Regions from separate parts of the Homo sapiens genome. Here region 2 is linked to region 1. A link is an interaction called in ENCODE POLR2A ChIA-PET data of the cell type or tissue named here. Cell type or tissue: A673. All regions are shown on one strand. Links, peaks and the distances in the headings refer to the core of each region. The heading gives the core; the rest is flanking DNA.

Region 1 (5,369 bases), core at 279-5,278:
TCTGTACTCTTCCCAAGATGCTCAGCACCAGGGACTTCCTCTCTCTCTTTCACAGCCTCTTATCTTGTCCTGCACCTCTGGTGACCAGCACCAGCACCTTGCAGAGAAGGAGACAGTTCAGAGAGGTCATGTGGCTCACCCAGGCCACACTGCAGCCCCAAACTGTGACCAGATCCGCTGCTACCTCCTTTCCCTTCTGAGCTCAGCCTCCTAAGCCATTACCGCAGCAGAAACCGGAGCTCCGACATGGTGCTTAGAGTGACTGTTTAATGCCCATAAAATCCAAGGAACTCAATAATCCCAAATAAGGTCTCCTATGCATTCCCCCAGGATCCCAGCCCAGAAGGCAGAACCCGGGACGGTCTTAGAAGGGGAAAAACACTACACTTCAATTTTTCTCAAGTCTCTCAGTGTAAGACAGCTATGATGGTATCTCTAGGTCCAAACAAAAGCATCTAATGGGATGCCTGCCAAACCCTGCTAGCTTCAGGCATTCTTGCAGACAATTCAAAATAACCACATAATGTGTAGGAAAATGATAAGCAGGGTTCAAGTTTAATGGGCAGAATGAAATCCACTGTTCTTAGTTATGGGAAGGGTTTTTGGAAAAGGAGCAACTCTCAGATCAGATGTTTGTACCATGAGAGCCTCTCTACTTAATCACTTAATGACCAGGATTTTTTTAAGTTTCTAAAGAGATGTTTCTGGAAACCCAACAACCTCATCTCAACCAAGAATGAGCCCAGCCCAGCCAGGTGCAAGCTCCACTGTCCTCAGGGAGGCAGGGATGTCGGGACTGGTGGGGGTGGGGGGTTTCTGGCCTCCTCAGACTCAGACACCCCACAGCCTCTCAACACTGAGACTAGCCTGGAATATCCAAATCCAGGTCCTAGTGCCACCCCTTCACCAAGAGGCGATTTTGGTCAGTTGCTTAATTTCTTCAGGTGTCAGTTTTCTTACCAGCTAAATGGGTGTAAGTGGGTTTAAATGTCAAATGAGAAATTGAGGTTTGTAAAAGGGCCAGGCATCCTTTGAAGCTTTAGGAAGTGTCCACTGTCCAGCATCTTTATCATCATCAAGGTCACCTCCTTCATTTGACAGATGTTGGGGCACAGGCTCAGTGGCATGTGATGGCTCAGGCAACATCTCAGGTCATGGTGGAGATAAGGCAGCTCTGCATGCCAGGGTGGGGCTGCCTCCAGAACCCTCTGCTCTCCCACACTGCTCACCTGGTCTCAGCTCTGCCCCAGGTTTTTCACTTGTTTTGTCGTGACAACACACCCCAGAATATGGACCCGAGCATCACCTTATTCCACAGATGAGGAAACCAGAGTAAGGAAGTAAATAACGTCTCCAGAATCACACGGCTCACAAGGGACAGAGCAAGGATGGGAGCTGGGCATTTCTCCTCCCTGCCCCTGACACACGTGGGTCAGCCCAGCTCCATCCAGAGAGGAGGAAGAGGCAAGGCTGGCCTCACCGGGGGCTGGAGCCAGCAGCCGAGCCCCCAGGAGGCACTCCTGGCCTGGAGGTCAGGCCCTGGCAGGCTTCATCCCCAGCTGCGAGGCTGCTCTGGGGCGAGCCTCTGCAGCTGACGTTTCACTGTCCCAGAGCAGGTGGTGCAGGTAGCTCTGTCTGCTTACCCGGCCATTGCCAACTGTGGCCCGGCAGATGGGGTTCTAGGGAAGTGAGCAAGGCTCGGGCACTGGAGCAGCCAGGGTGGCACTTGGAGGGCTGCTCCAGGCCCTGCCAGCTTGTCATTCACTGGGGGCTCCCTTTTCTCCCAGGAAAAATGCCAAACTCCTCCCTGTGGCCTGTAGGGTCCTGCATGGGTGCCCCCATGCCTGCTTCCTCTCCCTCTTACTGCAGCCACACTGGGAGGCTTCCTTCAGTTCTCTAATGGATCAGTCTCCTTCCATCCACAGGGCCTTTGTGCCTGCTGTTTCTTCTGCCTGGAATTCCCATCGCCTCTTTGCCTCGCTAAGTCATTGTGTCCTTCCATTTGCAGCAACAACTTCCTTCTCTGGTATAGCAAGTCCAATAGTGGCCCCCCAAAAGACACGTTCAAGTCCTAGCTCCTTGTCCCTGTGAATATCACCTTATTTGGAAATAAGGTCTTTGCAGATGTCATTGAGGTAAGGACTACGAAATGAGATAATCCGGGATTAGGGTGACCCCCTACATCCAATAATGGCTGCCCTTGTAAGGGACAGAAAAGAATAAGACTTGGAGAGACATGCGGGGAAGGCTGTGTGATGCTGGAGGCAGATCAGACCCACATGTCTGCAAACCTGGATGGCCGAGGATTGCCGGCTACCCCCAGAAGTTGGAGCGTGGCCTGGAACAGAGCTTCTAGAAGGAACCCACCCTGCCGGCACCTTGATTTTGAGCTTCCAGTCTTCAGAACTGTTTAAACTGCCCAGTTTGTTGTGATTTGTTATGGCAGCCACAAGACATGAACACACTTGGAGACTGCCCTACAGTGACCAATCAGCCGGTTTTCCAGGATGAAGGGGGTTCTCTGAGATGTGGAACTCTCAGGGCTAAAACCAGGATGGTCCCAGGCAGAGCGGAATGGTTGGTCCCCATAGCCTGCCCTTACCACTCCTTTCTGGCCACCAAGTTTATGATAGCCCCCATTTCACACACCCGCAGCTCTGTGGGCGTCTTTGTGGTGCTTGTGGTCGTTACAATTAATTAGCTCATTGCTTTCATAATTATTCACACTGTAGTGGTCCTCACTAGAAAGTGAGCTCCTCGAAGCAAGGCCCTTGCCTGTTCCTGTCCCCCCACTGCCTAGTATAGCACTGCAGAGCTCAGGTGCTCTGGGAAGCTTTACCAGAATGAAATAATGAGGAGACTGGATCTCCTGGATGCCAAGGGGCAGACACAGGGTGGAGGAGGATGCCCCAAGGCATACAGTTGGTGCTCAGCTGTGGGAAATGTTTCACAGTATGGGGAGCTGGCCGAAGATGATCAAGCTGTGAGGGAGGTGGTGAGCGCCACGTCCCTGAAAGCATTTCAGTAGAGGCTGGGAGATGTCACGTGGCACAGCCCATGCTGGGGAGAGCTGCAACCAATGCTCTCTGAAGTCCCCCTCAGATCCCAGGATTATGTAAGAGTCCCACTCTGAATGCTGAAAACAGGGGAGGACAATTGGCCTGGGGCAGGGAGCACAGTGCAGGGGGTCATGGGGAGGGCTGGGTGTCCAGAGAGGACAGAGTGAGGATGCCAAATGGTGACAGTGGGTTCAAAGGCATCACTGCTGGGAGGGGCCAAAGACGGGAAGCTGAATAATAGTTCAAGCTGGACCCACTGTGAAGGTGAAAAACCAGCAGCAGAGGGTAAACTCACTTGTCCTTTACCCTGGAAATTGGATCTGGGGTCCTTACCTCACTTTTGCAGAGCTCCTCATAGTTCCCAAAGTACTTTTATGCACTGTCCTAGGCAAAGGAAACTTGTTCATTTTCCATGTAAAAATCCCAGGGTAGGCCTGGCCCGGTGGCTTACGCCTGTAATCCCAGCACATTGGGAGGCTGAGGCAGGTGGATCACCTGAGATCAGGAGTTCGAGATCAGCCTGGCCAATGTGGTGAAACCCCATCTATACTAAAAATACAAAAATCAGCCAGGTGTGGTGGCACACACCTCTAATCCCAGCTACTCCGTAGGCTGAACAGGAGAATCACTTGAACCCAGGAGGCAGAGGTTGCAGTGAGCCAAGATCGCACCACTGCACTCCAGCTTGGGCGACAGAGCAAGACTCTGTCTCGAAAAAAAAAAAAAAAATCCTAGGATGCACGAATGAGGATGGGTGCGCCCGGTTTCAGACACAGGCTTCTCACGTTTTGCCGCTCTGCGTTGCGAAGTCTCCATGCTCAAAGCCACTTCATGGCTTCATGATCCCAAATGGCTGCTGTGGCTCCGGCCATCACAGCCCTGCCTCAGCCAGAAGGCACTGGGAGAGGAAAGGGGAAGAGAATGCCCCTTTCTTTAGGATACTTCCTGGAAGCTGCACTCTCCTGTGCCATTAAAATGAACTGTAAGTGAAATAATAGGGAATTCTGGAAAATTTAGGTGGCCTTTTGTCATTTAATGTATTAATTAATCCCACCATCAATTTCGCACTACTGGCCTCTCTGCAATACCGATTCATCTTAGGAATTTCTCACTGCAGCCCTCCCAGGCAGGTCCCAGCAAGCCTACTTTACAGATGAGGAAACAGAGGCTAAGGAAGAGCTGACTTGCCTGTGGCCCCCACCGGGGGACGTGGCCCCCACTCGGGGACATGGCCAGACTGAAGGCTGAGCCCAGGGCTGGCGGATGCAGACCCCAGCTCCACCCCGCCCATTGCTTTGTGATGTCCTCCCGCATCCAGGCCACCCAATGAGTCATGGCCCCTTTGTACTTCCTCTTCCCTTCCGTGAATCACACTGTCCCCCGCCCCTGGGGCAGTGGTTCAGTCCATCCCAGATTGTCCCTTAGAGGAAACACCCAGGGATGGGAACAGCAACTGAGCCTACAGAGACCCCCATGATGGCTCCGACCTGAGGAGAAGGGCCCCCAGCAATAGACCACCCCTCAAGAGATGGCCACCAGGGAAGACCGCTTTTCCAGAGAGGCACAAGGGACTGTCCTATGCCTGCACCAAGGGGATCAGGCAGCTGGCCCCACAGGGAACTTGCACGGGGCCCTCTCTGGGCAGCCTCCTCAGCAGATAGCTACTCCTGGTGGGGAAGGAGAGTCCTCTGCTTGGTTCCCAACAGGGCCCAAGTTCAAGCCCCAGGGGCTCAGCACAACAGCCCCTCCAATGGAAACCCATCATCCCCTCCTCTACGTAATGAGCTCTGTCCAGGGTGCATGGTAAGTGGCAAGCCCTGAGCCTGATGGTCTTACTCTCGCTTGCCCTGCCCGGGTTGTGCATTCCCTAAACACCACAAAACCCCAGGGACACCTTCCATCCCTGAGCCCTGCTCTGCTCTGAGACACTCAGCTTGGCTTTATAAAATCTGTGTAAACTGGCCAGCCATGGTGGCTCACGCCTGTAATCCCAGCACTTTGGAAGACCAAGGCAGGTGGATCGCTTGACCCTAGGAGATCCAGACCAGCCTGGGTGGCATAGTGAGACCGCATCTCTATAAAGAATTTTAAAAATTAGCCAAGTGTCATGGCGCACTCCTGTAGTCCCAGCTACTGGGGAGGCTGAGGTGGGAAGACCCCTTGAGCTCAGCAGATTGAGGCTGCAGGGAGCTATGATGGCCCCACTGCACTCCAGGCTGGGAAAGAGCAAGACCCTGTCTCAAAAGAAGAAGAGGAAGAGGAAGAGGAGGAAGAAGACGATGAGGAAGAAGAAGGAGGAGGAGGAAGAGG
Region 2 (5,369 bases), core at 288-5,287, 220 kb after region 1:
ACCCACCAGGGTGAAAGGGAGCAGCAGCTCAGTGGCCCTGGCTTCCCGCAGTCCCTCTGCAGGCATTGGCGTCCCCACCAGCAGCAGGCCTTCCGCGTGCCTCTTTGGACTCTTTGCACCTGGCTGGTTTTTGCTCAGTTCTTACGGATCAGCTACTCACTTCCTGGTTCCTGTCCGGTTGGCTGAAGGCATAATCTGCCCTCCTTTCACGAGTTTGTTTATGGGTTCCTTAACCGTAACCTTTCCTTGAAGAGGCTTTTGTATTCCTTCTGTGATCCGTGCAGGGCCCCCAGGCGAGCTCCTTGAGAGGACAGAGAGGGCCCCTGTGGCCCCTGTGACCTGCGCCCCTGAGGCCCTGGGTGGCTGGGGGAAGCTGTGCCACAAAGCGCAGGTGCCTTGATCACCCTGTCGTCCAGCGGGTCACAGCAGGGACCCAGCCGTGCGTGGGAATCTGCTCCAGGTCCCTAGCCCTGGTTTCGACTTCCTGTTTTCTTCCTGGTTCTTCAGAGCCTGCTGGTGGGAAAGTGCAGCCTCCATTCAGCTCCCGGGCACTGCATGTGGGCAGGAGTGGTGGCCTCGCCAAGTACCTGGCTTTATCCAAATACCTCCCTGTTCTGTTCCAGAAAATGGCGCTTAGCATCCCCTAGAGTGGGAAAAATTCCTTGGGAAAGAAACCAAGGAATTTACTTGGGGAAGTAAAAATGAGGCAATTTTCCCCAACAGGGCTTTCATAAAAGAAGCCCACCCAAAGAATATTCTAAAAGCACAGCATCCCCTTTTACTTAGAGATGTCAATGAAAAGAGTCAAACTCTGTCAAATATTTGAAGAGATTTATTCTGAGCCATGAGTGACCATGGCCCATGACACAGCCCTCAGGAGGTCCTGAGAACATGGGCCCAAGGTGGCCGTGGTACAGCTTGGTTTTATACATTTTAGGGAGACATGAAACATCAATCAGATACATCTAAGGTATACATTGGTTTGGTCCAGAAAGGCGGGACAGGGCGACTTCCAGATTATGGGTATATATATATATACACTTTTTTTTTTTTTTTTTGGAGACAAGAGTTTCACTCTTGACACCCAGGCTGAAGTGCAATGGCATGATGCAACCTCCACCTCCTGGGTTCAAGCGATTCTCCTGCCTCAGCATCCTGAGTAGCTGGGATTGCAGGTGTGCGCCACCAGATTTGGCTAATTTTGTATTTTTAGTAGATACAAGGTTTCACCATGTTGGCCAGGCTGGTCTCCAACTTCTGACCTCAGGTGATCTGCCCGCCTCTGCCTACCAAAGTGCTGGGATTACAGGCATGAGCCACCACACCCGGCCTATTTTTAAAATTTCTGATTGTCAATTGGTTGAGTTATTATCAATAGAAAGGAAAGTCTGGGTTATGATAAGGGGTTTTGGAAACCAAGGTTTTATTGTGCAGATGAAGCCTCCCGGTAACAGGCTTCAGAGAGAATAGACTGTAAATGTTTATCAGACTCAAGGTCTGTGTTGATGTTCATGCTGGTCGACTTTTGTTGAATTCCAAAAGGGAGGAGGGCATGAGGAGGCCTGTCCGACCCTCCTCCCGCCCCCTGCTTCCTGTCATGGCCTGAACCAGTCTTTCAGGTTAATTTGGGGGTGCCCTGGCCGAGACGATGAACCCCATTCAAATGGTTCGGGGGACCCTTAGAATTTTATTTTTGGTTTACAGAGATCCTTAGAGCAGTGAGTGTCACCCTGGAATGTGCGTCAGAATAACTCGGGGCTCCCAGCCCCACCCCAGGAGAGGCGGATCCCGTGGGCTGGGGCTGGGGTGCCGGTTCAGCATTTCTCTAACACACCCCGCGGATGTGCAGGGCCACACGGAGAGCCATCCGCCTGGACGTAGATATCCTGCAGACCTGTCAGGACAGGCTCCATCGGGGCCCGGAAGCGAGGAAGACCCCGCTCCCGGCTCCATCTCATCCCCGCCTCATCCCTCCCATTTCCTGTTGTCTCTCTGGGCCGGTTGGGCGATCACCTGGGCGGACCCCCTTGCCTGCCTGAGTCCTGCACTTCGACGGCCCTGAACTCAGGAGCCACGTCCCTCGGGAGCCCCAAAGACTTCAACCTCCACCCCAGGCCCACCGCACCTCAGCACCCCACTTCGGAGGTCTCAAACTCAGCGCCCCAAGGGCCAGGTGGGCCACACGCGCAAGTGAGACTAAGTCCTGGGAGTGTTCTTCATGGCCACAGAGCAGTGTGCCTGTTCCCACATTTCTTGAAACGTTCAACTCTCTAGTGGGGGTCTGGGTTTAGATGCTAAGGCGGCCATAATGGAGGTCGGAGGTCGCCGGGAGGCCTCAGCACAGACAGCAGAGCTGCGGTGCACAGCCCAGCCTGCAGGGGGCGCCCCCGGGCACCACAGCCAGCTGTTGCCAAGGAGACGCACCAGCCAGCCAGGACCAGAGCCGAGGAGTCTCGATTTTTCTTTTCTTTTTTTTTTCTTTTTTTTTTTTTTTTTTTTTTTGAGACAGAGCCTCGTTCATTCTCCCAGGCTGGAGTGAAGTGGCGCGATCTCGGCTCACTGCAACCTCCGCCCCCCGGGTTCAAGCGATTCTCCTGCCTCAGCCTCCTGAGTAGCTGGGATTACAGGCGCCCGCCACCACACTCGGCTAATTTTTGTATTTTTAATAGAGCGGGGCTTCGCCATGTTGGCCAGGCTGATCTCGAACTCCCGACCTCAGGTGATCCACCAACCTCAGCCTCCCAAAGTGCTAGGATTACAGGCGTGAGCCAATGCGCCCGGTCTTGATTTTTTAAAATACATTTTCCTGGTTTTTAAGCATCCGTCTGCATTTTTAAGCAGTAGACAAGCACAACAAGATGGCCATGCTGCCTGGATGGGGCCTGCCTGCCACCGCTTTGCAGCCTCTGCTCCGGCACCAGAATCTGGTTGGAAAGGGCTTTCTGCACTCGTGCAGTCACTCAGCAAACATTTACCCAGCAGCACCCACCTTATGTGCCAGACACCAAGCTAGACCCAGAATCTACAGGGATGTGCAATTAGCACCCTGCCTTAGGAGCTCGGAGTCCACGGAGGGCCCTCAGCCCTGACACCCAGCCAGGAGAAGCCGGGTCGGAAGTGTTTCCACTCCTAAGGGAGTGCTTCAGTGCTGACTTTGTAGGGCTGTGCCATCCAACCCTCACCTGCATTCCCAGGTGCTTTATTCAGCATGGGGTGGCCTTAGGGCTGCTAGTGTGCAGAGCCCATGTGACTGCCCCACCACCTGCTCCAGCAGAAAAATAAACTGAGGACCACTGCACTCGTGCAAAAGATCAAACGGAGCTACAATAAACTCCTCATCTGGGATAAGGCGATAGTCCCCATGGCCCGAGGACTGGAGACAGGGGTCAGGGAAGTGTGACTGTCACTTCTCAAATTGCCTACCAGCAATGGGTTGCAGTGGGTATTTCTCTTTTTTTTTTTTTTTGAGACAGAACCTTTCTCTGTTGCCCATGCTGGAATGCAGTGGCGTGATCTCGGCTCCCCATAACCTCCGCCTCCCTGGCTCAATCTATTCTCGTGCCTCAGCCTTCTGAGTAGCTGGGATTACAGGCATGTGCCACGACGCCTGGCTAATTTTTGTATTTTTAGTAGAGATGGGGTTTTGCCATATTGGCGAGGCTGCTCTCGAACTCCTGGCTTCAAGTCATCTGCCCACCTCAGCCTCCCAAAATGCTGGGATTATAGGCGTGAGCCACCACACCCAGCCCGCAGTGGGCATTTCTGATTGATGATGATTGTGACTGTGATCTATCATTGAATTGACACTGGCTGGGGCCAGGGAGCAAGAGATCTTGGTCTCAGAGGTTTCATCTGAGCCTGTGGTTTCTAGCTCGGGGCCACACAGGGGCCTGAGCTCTTGCTGCCTTTGCAGACCACCAGCATGCACCCCAAAAACGGGGACTGGGAGGCTCCCCTCAGCTACTAGGGCAGAAGCGCTATGTACAGCTCTCCCTGTAGCCTCCTGCACAGGTAGGATGTCCACTTGCTCCATCCTGGCCGTTTCTGACGAGTGCTGGTTATCACCCATCTCAGAGCTGGCTCAGGGCACAGAGAGCAGGCCCCAGGATTGGGCTCCCAGCCGAACCGCTGCACACAACATTGCTGGGCATGATAGGGTGCAGTTAGGGTGAGGCGGGGGTCAGCCCGGGACACTGGACCATTTCTAGGAATTGCAACACTGAGGCCCTGCTTCCTGGGCCATTGAGGGCCTCCTTCCTGGGCCCTGCTAGTTCTCATGGCCACTGGGAAGACGAATGGAGAGACCAGCATGGCCCTGGGCGCTGTGTTGTGATCCTCTTGTTCATCTGTGATTTGGTGCACCCCTGGGTCTTGGAGTAAAGGGAACAAGGGTGTGTCTAGATAGGGAACGGTTCAACCTTCACTGCTGTGGACTCAGTGCCTCCAGCCAGGGGCCCTGGCACTGTTCCTCAACAGCAAAGCCATGTCTGGCCTATCCCTAAATACAGGTATCCTCCGCCAGAGCTTTAGGAGCTGCACCCCAATTGAATCTTGGTCAGTTTAGGAATTAAAAAAGGTTTCATCTAAGCGAACTAGCATTTAAACAGGTGCATGGGGAGATTGTGCAGAACCACTGAGGGAGCAGCTGTCTTTAAGCACCTCTTTTAGAAGCTGGTGAGCTTGTCAGAAAGGGCTGGTACACACCAGGCCCTGGCACTGGCCTGGCTTCCTCAGGACCTGAACAAATGACTCTTGGTTGCCATAAGCCTCTGACTGCTGTGAGAAAGCCTGGCCCCTGCAAGGGTGGTACCCGCTCAGACTGCTGCCTGGTAGCTGGAATGACTGAGAGTGTAGGGCTCTTTAAAACTGTGACTTCTTCTTCCCCCAGGAATCTGGTACAATATCCTCAGAGGCATTGGGAAGCTTGCTGTCATCATCAATGTAAGTGACATCAGGGACCTTGGCAGAATGGAAGTCCCGGCTGAACTGCCAGGTGGCCGGGGCCCTGTGGAGAAGGAGCTGGGCATGGGTCTTCTGCCTCTAGCCATGGTGCAGCCCCAGGCTGCCCGGATTCTCTAGTTATAAATGTCCCTTGACCGCATGGCATGGGGAGGGTGCACTCTGGGGAGGCATAACAAATTCTCTTCAACCTTTTTCTGCAAGTTTTTTTTTTTTGAATCTGAGTTTCACTCTGTGGTCCAGGCTGCAGTACAGTGGCACGATCTCAGCTCCCTACAACCTCCGCCTCCCAGGTTCAAGCTATTCTCGTGCCTCAGTCTCCCAAGTAGCCGGGATTACAGGCACCCACCACCACACCTGGCTAACTTTTATATTTTTAGTAGAGACGGGGTTTTGACATGTTGACCAGG

The links. Peaks named below come from ENCODE experiments on the same cell type or tissue, not always from the same donor. Only the 100,000 strongest peaks of a DNase experiment are listed, where the experiment ranks them.
Region 2: POLR2A ChIA-PET joins it to region 1 with 13 read pairs; 4 of 35 experiments call an interaction of 5 or more read pairs at or near these places.

The regions. Positions count from the first base shown.
Region 1 is chr11:69,958,011-69,963,379 of GRCh38, forward strand. No RefSeq gene overlaps it. Among named protein-coding and RNA genes, the nearest start is that of LINC02753, 100 kb to the right of the region's middle. In A673, for the core only: no CTCF peak of the experiment used is centred there; a DNase peak (open chromatin) is centred at 451.
Region 2 is chr11:70,175,116-70,180,484 of GRCh38, forward strand. It overlaps ANO1 (anoctamin 1), which reads left to right. Exons shown (of 26, transcript NM_018043.7): 23 at 4,889-4,941. It overlaps LOC101928473 (a long non-coding RNA gene), which reads right to left and starts at 121. Exons shown (of 4, transcript XR_950276.3): 1 at 7-121. RefSeq lists an enhancer at 1-43. In A673, for the core only: a CTCF peak has its summit at 2,367 (motif pointing right); a DNase peak (open chromatin) is centred at 2,406.